Linked DNA regions of Mus musculus: region 1 is linked to region 2. The links are chromatin loops, found by intact Hi-C in ENCODE. Cell type or tissue: heart. All regions are shown on one strand. Links, peaks and the distances in the headings refer to the core of each region. The heading gives the core; the rest is flanking DNA.

Region 1 (2,914 bases), core at 298-2,797, 63 kb before region 2:
GATGGTGGGAATGCTGTGCCCCATGTTTGTTTAGTACAAGACTATACTCACAGAAATATATGATTTGGGGGAGAGGGGTTTATTGTTAACTTGATGCCTTCCTAGTTTTGAGAAAAGTACCTGTCAAAAATATGTCTACTCAACAAATCATTAAGATGTTTGGTTGAATTATAAATGTAAGTTAAAAATGTGTAATCAGATTAAATGCATGACCAAAACATGTAAGTTTAAAATACTCACCAGAAAAAAAAAAGTTATTTGCCTGTCTGGTATTCTTCGCTGCTTCCCTATGTCTTGAAACTACTCATTTTGGAAAGCATTAGACCAGAAAAAAGATGGCAACATGAACAAAACCAAATCTTAGAAACTGGTAGTTTTCAGTTCACAGAAATAAGTTGGAAAAACAAACAAAAAACCCAATCAGACGCTCACAAAGAGCCACCAAGTCAAGGGGAAAAGAAGTTTCTGTAATCCCAACGGAATATAAAGAGAATAAAATGTACATGTTCACAATATGACAGACTTGGTTGAGACCTAAATTCAAGGACCTGAGCAACTGCCTCAGAGTTGGTCTTAAGTCTACTTTTGTCCTGTTTTGCGACCCATGAGTGAGCCAAGAGAGGCCATGAGAACGCTGAGACCAAACCCAGTGTTAGGAAATACTTCTGTGCAGATTTTTATTTTGACCTGAGAAGGAAGACATGAAACGTGTAGGGGGAGCTAAGGGCTGTAAGAGCTGGGAGTGGCTACAGCTCAGCTTGTCTCCAGGGCCCCACCCCTGTCGTGGTCCTCCAATGGCATCTCCAGGCGCCCTCCCCAGCACCCTGCCTCAGCTTACCACCTCCGATGGAATTCGTACTTCTGTTCCATTGAGGTGGCTAGAGCCTTCTTCTTCTTCATAAAGCCCAACAGCTCCCGGATCTCCTTCTCGCAAGAGGCCAGGAGTGGGTTTTTACTGTCCAGGGGCCCGTAGAAGGCGGCAGAGGGCAGCGAGTCCTCGGAGTGGGTACATTGCGGCGGGTCGGTCGAACTCGACTTGGACTCGCTGGGCGACTTGAGAACCGCGGTAGAGGTCGGCGGCGGCGTTGGGGGCAGATGCACCGGCGACACCGATGTCTCAGAGTCTGGGGACTCCTCAGAAGAACTGGAGGAGCTTCTGGAGGACGCCATGTCTATCAGAGTTCAGCAGGCTAGAGGCTGGTGGACAAGCGGTTGCCAAGCAACGATCTCCCGGCAACCAAGCCACCTGCACGCTCTCCGGAAGCACAGCGGCCCCTAGAGGGTGAGGAAAGTACAAACAGCCTGGAAAGGCAGGATGCTCTGAATGGCTGGCTATGTGTGTAACCCACTCTGGCCTCAAACTCACTATCCTCCAGCCTCAGTGTCTTGAGTGCTGGGATTACGGACATTCACATCCAACGCCGCTTGAGAGAGGGCTTTAAAGCAAAGAACCAATAAAGAAAATTACCATCAAAAATTCATACAATGTTTTCCCTATTTGGACCACCTACTAATATCCATGGTTACAATCATTAAGATGTATTGGGCATTATTCCAAGCATTTTGAGACATTACCTGTCTCATTAATCGTCATGACTTCATACCTCAGCTTCTATCCTATCTCCTCGGTTTCACAGCTTAGGGGAACATAGCTTGACTTTGACCAAACTCAGAGGATAACTGAGAATCAGGGGACAAGTCCTAATTATGTGCTGCAAAGCCAGTGATCATAAGAAATCTGCCGTCCTGGTGATGCCCCCAAGAGAAAGCACTGAAGCTGAATTCCCAAACCGAAATTAGGGAACTCCCTGACAATCTGGTTAAGACAAGCACCTTGTGTGGCTATGTTCTCTTCCCGCTGCAGTTTGAGTTTGTGAGTAATGATCATGAGTTACTGCCACTTCAGCCTTATCCTAAATGTCACGGTGTTCTAAATCAATATGCCTTTTGCTCAACTTTAACTCCTTGACATTAATATATGCTAAATGGTTTGAAGTGTTAACTCTCCAAATACTTTTTGTTTTTAAACGGGGAGATGGGAGATTTTTTTTTTCTCTCTGATGGACAAACTGTAGGTCTCAGAGGAAATGCTTAACACTAAAAAATGTTCTTTTCTTGCATCTCATGGGCCACAATGAGTCAAATTTATTAATTTGGGATTTGAATTTCAGCTAGCGGACATACTTTTCCTTACAAATTATGCAAGCCCAAAGAAATATTGAAGAACCAGAGATAGAGAGGTTGGCTTCAAAAACAAGGTCTTTAAACACTGAAAACGACTACCAATTCTTTCACATGCAAAATATAGACGGTGACCTTGGTATCCACTGAATAGTAAAGAAGCTCACTGGGCCACAGCCTTATCTCTTCCAGCTCCAAGCCCATTTCTTTCAAGCATCTGTACTAATTTGTAAGGTTGGTCTTCTCTGTCCTATGCACTGTACCTTAATATTCTTGGAAGGAAGATCACAGGGGAAATCACTTATTGGAGCAGGTAATTATGGCTAAAGAATCTTCCAGTGACACACAAGAGCAGGGACCTCTCTGTCAGGGCCCAGTTCTCCATCCAAGAGGCAGCACCTATTCTTGATGCACAATATTTTGTATTGGAGATGAGCAACAAACTTTAACATATTTAAAGAATGCAGGTTGGGAGGGGGAGGCGTCCATTGAGCTTTTGCCAAAAAAAAAAGAAAAAAAAATAATAGACACCTTTTAGTAATAGGCTTGGTAAATTCTCCCAGATCCCATTTTCCCTTGTTTGCAGATAGCAGCTCTGTCCACTTCAGATCAAAAGCCAGTGCAAATTGCCACTGAGAATGATCTGTTGTAGCAACGAATAGAATCGGCAGGAGGCAGGATCCAATTAAATTAAAGTGGTCAGAGGAGAGGAGAGAGCAGAGAACAAAGTGGG
Region 2 (2,914 bases), core at 119-2,618:
TTTCTCTTGCCACTAACAGCTGCATGGTTCAAGTCTACTGGATGCTTGCACTCTGTCTGGTGAGTGCCGCACAATCGCATTCCTTATTTTACCATACAACAGACTCCTCACTGGATACTCACGAACTGCCATACTTTGTGCTGAGCTGGGAGGATTCCGAGATGAACAAAACAAGCGATTCAGAAAAGGAAGTGTGATTGAGTGTTAGGGGGAAAAAAAAAACTGACATACACCCCTCAAGTCCCTAAGGGCCCGTTGACCATTTTTTTTTAAAGTGCATCTATTTATAATGCAAACATTTTAAAGCTATCATATGCATTGATCTTTTGCCTCCATTCACATCTGTGTGAAGGTGCCAGATCTTGGAGTTACAGACAATTGCGAGCTGCCATGTGGGTGCTGGGATTTGAACCAGGATCCTCTAAAAGAGCAGTCCGTATCCTCAACCACTGAGCCATCTCTCCAGCCCCTGCAATGCAAAAATTTAAAGCTTTGGACTATAAATGGGGACAACCATTCCTGATAAACACTGCCAAGGTGGAGCCCAAGTCACCCTCAGAAAATTTGGGGGACTATGGATTTAGAGTAAAGGGCACAGGATTCTTTTGAAACATGCCCCCCACATATTCCTATTCATTCATATAAATATTCATTACTCCTCCAATTAATTCCACCCCTCCCAATATTCTATATTTACCCTTTGGCTGAGAATCATGCTTTCTCTTCCTATTCTTAGCTTTTCACCCACTTCTCTGATTCTACCACATGTTGTGGTATTACAGAGCCTATGCATGCACCACAGCACAGTTATGTGGGCTTATACACTTCAGAACAGCAGCTGTTTGTGTAGTTCTAGGCCAGAGGTGGAATCTTTTTGAACCTTAAGCTTATCACTTTTAGAAAGGAGAAAGTAATGGCATCTGTTGTGTTTTATTAAAAAAAAGATAAGAAAGGAAGGGGTTGGGTGGAGGTGTGGTTCGGTGTAGGAGGGAAAGGGGTGCCTTTGTGGACCCTTGCCAGGCAGTGGTGGTGCATGCCTTTAATCCCAGCACTTGGGAGGCAGAGGCAGAGTGAGTTCCAGGACAGCCAGGGCTACAACAGAGAAACCCTGCCTCGAAAAAAACCAAAATAAATTTTAAAAAATTAAAAAAAAATAAAAGTGGTGTGTGTGTGTGTGTGTGTGTGTGTGTGTGTGTGTGTGTGTGTGTGTGTGTGAAGTCCCCAGTTATCTGAAATGGGAAAGAGTTACTTCTTCCCAATGAAAACCACAGTTGCAAACGCAACTTTGAGACTACGGCGCTTGTGCAGCATTTGGCAACACACCCGGTTTTTCTGCTTTGATGAAGAAAGCAGCTGATTGCCTCACTCTGAGTCACGGCTTACACCTCACCTTACACAGCTCACCAGTCCCTGCCAACAGTCCCTGCCCACAGTCCCGGCATGAGTTCGCCGATAGCCGCAGAAGTCACCGATTGCTCCAGATCCTAGACTTGGACTCACTGGCAGTGAAAGAGATTTGCCTCAAAATGTAAAATTCATACCTCAAAAAAATGTTCAGAGAAAAAGGTGGCTTGTTGGTTTATTGAGTTGCGTTATTTTAAGGTTCCTGCTTTTGTTCCATAGAGAAGTTCCTGAGTTGCTGTTTGGGAAACTAATCCTGAAAAAAAGGAGTTTTGGGAGTGGAGAAAGACACACACACACACACACACACACACACACACACACACACACACACAGAGAGAGACAGACAGACAGACAGAAACAGAGAGAGACAGAAACAGAGAGAGACAGAGACAGAGAGTGAGAGAGGCAGACAGACAGACAGACAAAGGAAGGTAATAAGCTAGGAGTGTTTTTGGTAGTGTTATCACCAAGAGATCAATAAGGCAATTGCTCAAAACTATTCCCATACTGGAGTTACTGGTTCCATTGAAGGCTGATGAAATATGTCCACCTTTAAGGAGACTAAAGTCAACAGACATTAGAAACAGGTAGCATGCCTCTGAAGGTTTAGAGAGGTTTGACCCCAAAGTTCAACTCTGTCTGCATCTTAGCCTAGCCCTCATACAGACAAGGATACTACAGACTTTGCAAAGGTGGCCGAGTTTGTAGATGTGAAGATAAGAGGAAAAGATGCAACCACATTATCGTAAAGAACTTCTTTTGAAAAAATGAAATGAAGAGTTTTAGAGAATTCCATTGAGTCTGGACCCAGCCTTTCCATTTTGCTGTTATTAAAATTGGAAGATTTCAGGCTTGGTGGCATTTATCTTTGATCCCAGAACTCAGGATATAGAAGCAAGCACAGCTCTATAAATTCAAGGCCAGTTTGGTCTACATAGGGAGTTCCAAGCCAAAGACAGTAATGCAATATCTTTTAAAAAGTCATATTCTAAAGTAGAGGATCAACATATTGCCATCTAAGAACAGACCGTGATTTCTTCTCATGCCATACAAGAACAGTCTGGATATTGAAAGTCACTTTAGGGAATTTTTTTCTTTTGTATTTATACATCCAGATTCTTCACTGGTTATTTCATTTGTGTGAATAAGCCAGGACAAGGAGCGTACTGTTCTTCTATGCGGAGCAAATCTATTGTCAGTGAGATCAAACTAAATGGGTGCCAAAATTGAAGAGATGTCTAGGACTATTCCTGTGAGAATTCATTATATTGTAGTCCTTGTATTTCATTGGTGGCCCATCCCATAAGCACATAAGAGAGTTATTTGGTGTCAAACTAAAGCAAAACAAAACAATTTAAGAAAACAACACTCAACCATTAACTTTCTGTGAAGAACGATGACAGTGTCTTCTGTTCCAAATGCCTGGCTGTCAAATTCTCCTCACTTTGAAGTTCCCACCTGCCGGCACCTGTGCCAACTGCCAGCTGCTTAGAGTACCCACCTGCCACCC

Evidence for each region. Peaks named below come from ENCODE experiments on the same cell type or tissue, not always from the same donor. Only the 100,000 strongest peaks of a DNase experiment are listed, where the experiment ranks them.
Region 1: it touches region 2 in a loop (2.1-fold over the local background); 15 of 42 quality-filtered maps call a loop at or near these places.

Annotation. Positions count from the first base shown.
Region 1 is chr10:93,080,427-93,083,340 of GRCm38, forward strand. Cfap54 (cilia and flagella associated protein 54) reads right to left here and starts at 1,196. Exons shown (of 68, transcript NM_001347060.2): 1 at 839-1,196. The coding sequence starts at 1,170. In heart, for the core only: a CTCF peak has its summit at 1,281; a DNase peak (open chromatin) is centred at 1,225; H3K4me3 peaks cover 1,010 bases; H3K27ac peaks cover 542 bases.
Region 2 is chr10:93,143,918-93,146,831 of GRCm38, forward strand. Gm40741 (a long non-coding RNA gene) reads left to right here. Exons shown (of 3, transcript XR_871952.2): 2 at 1-59; 3 at 1,400-1,555. Among named protein-coding and RNA genes, the nearest start is that of Gm40741, 2.1 kb to the left of the region's middle. In heart, for the core only: no CTCF peak of the experiment used is centred there; a DNase peak (open chromatin) is centred at 1,374; H3K4me3 peaks cover 31 bases; H3K27ac peaks cover 657 bases.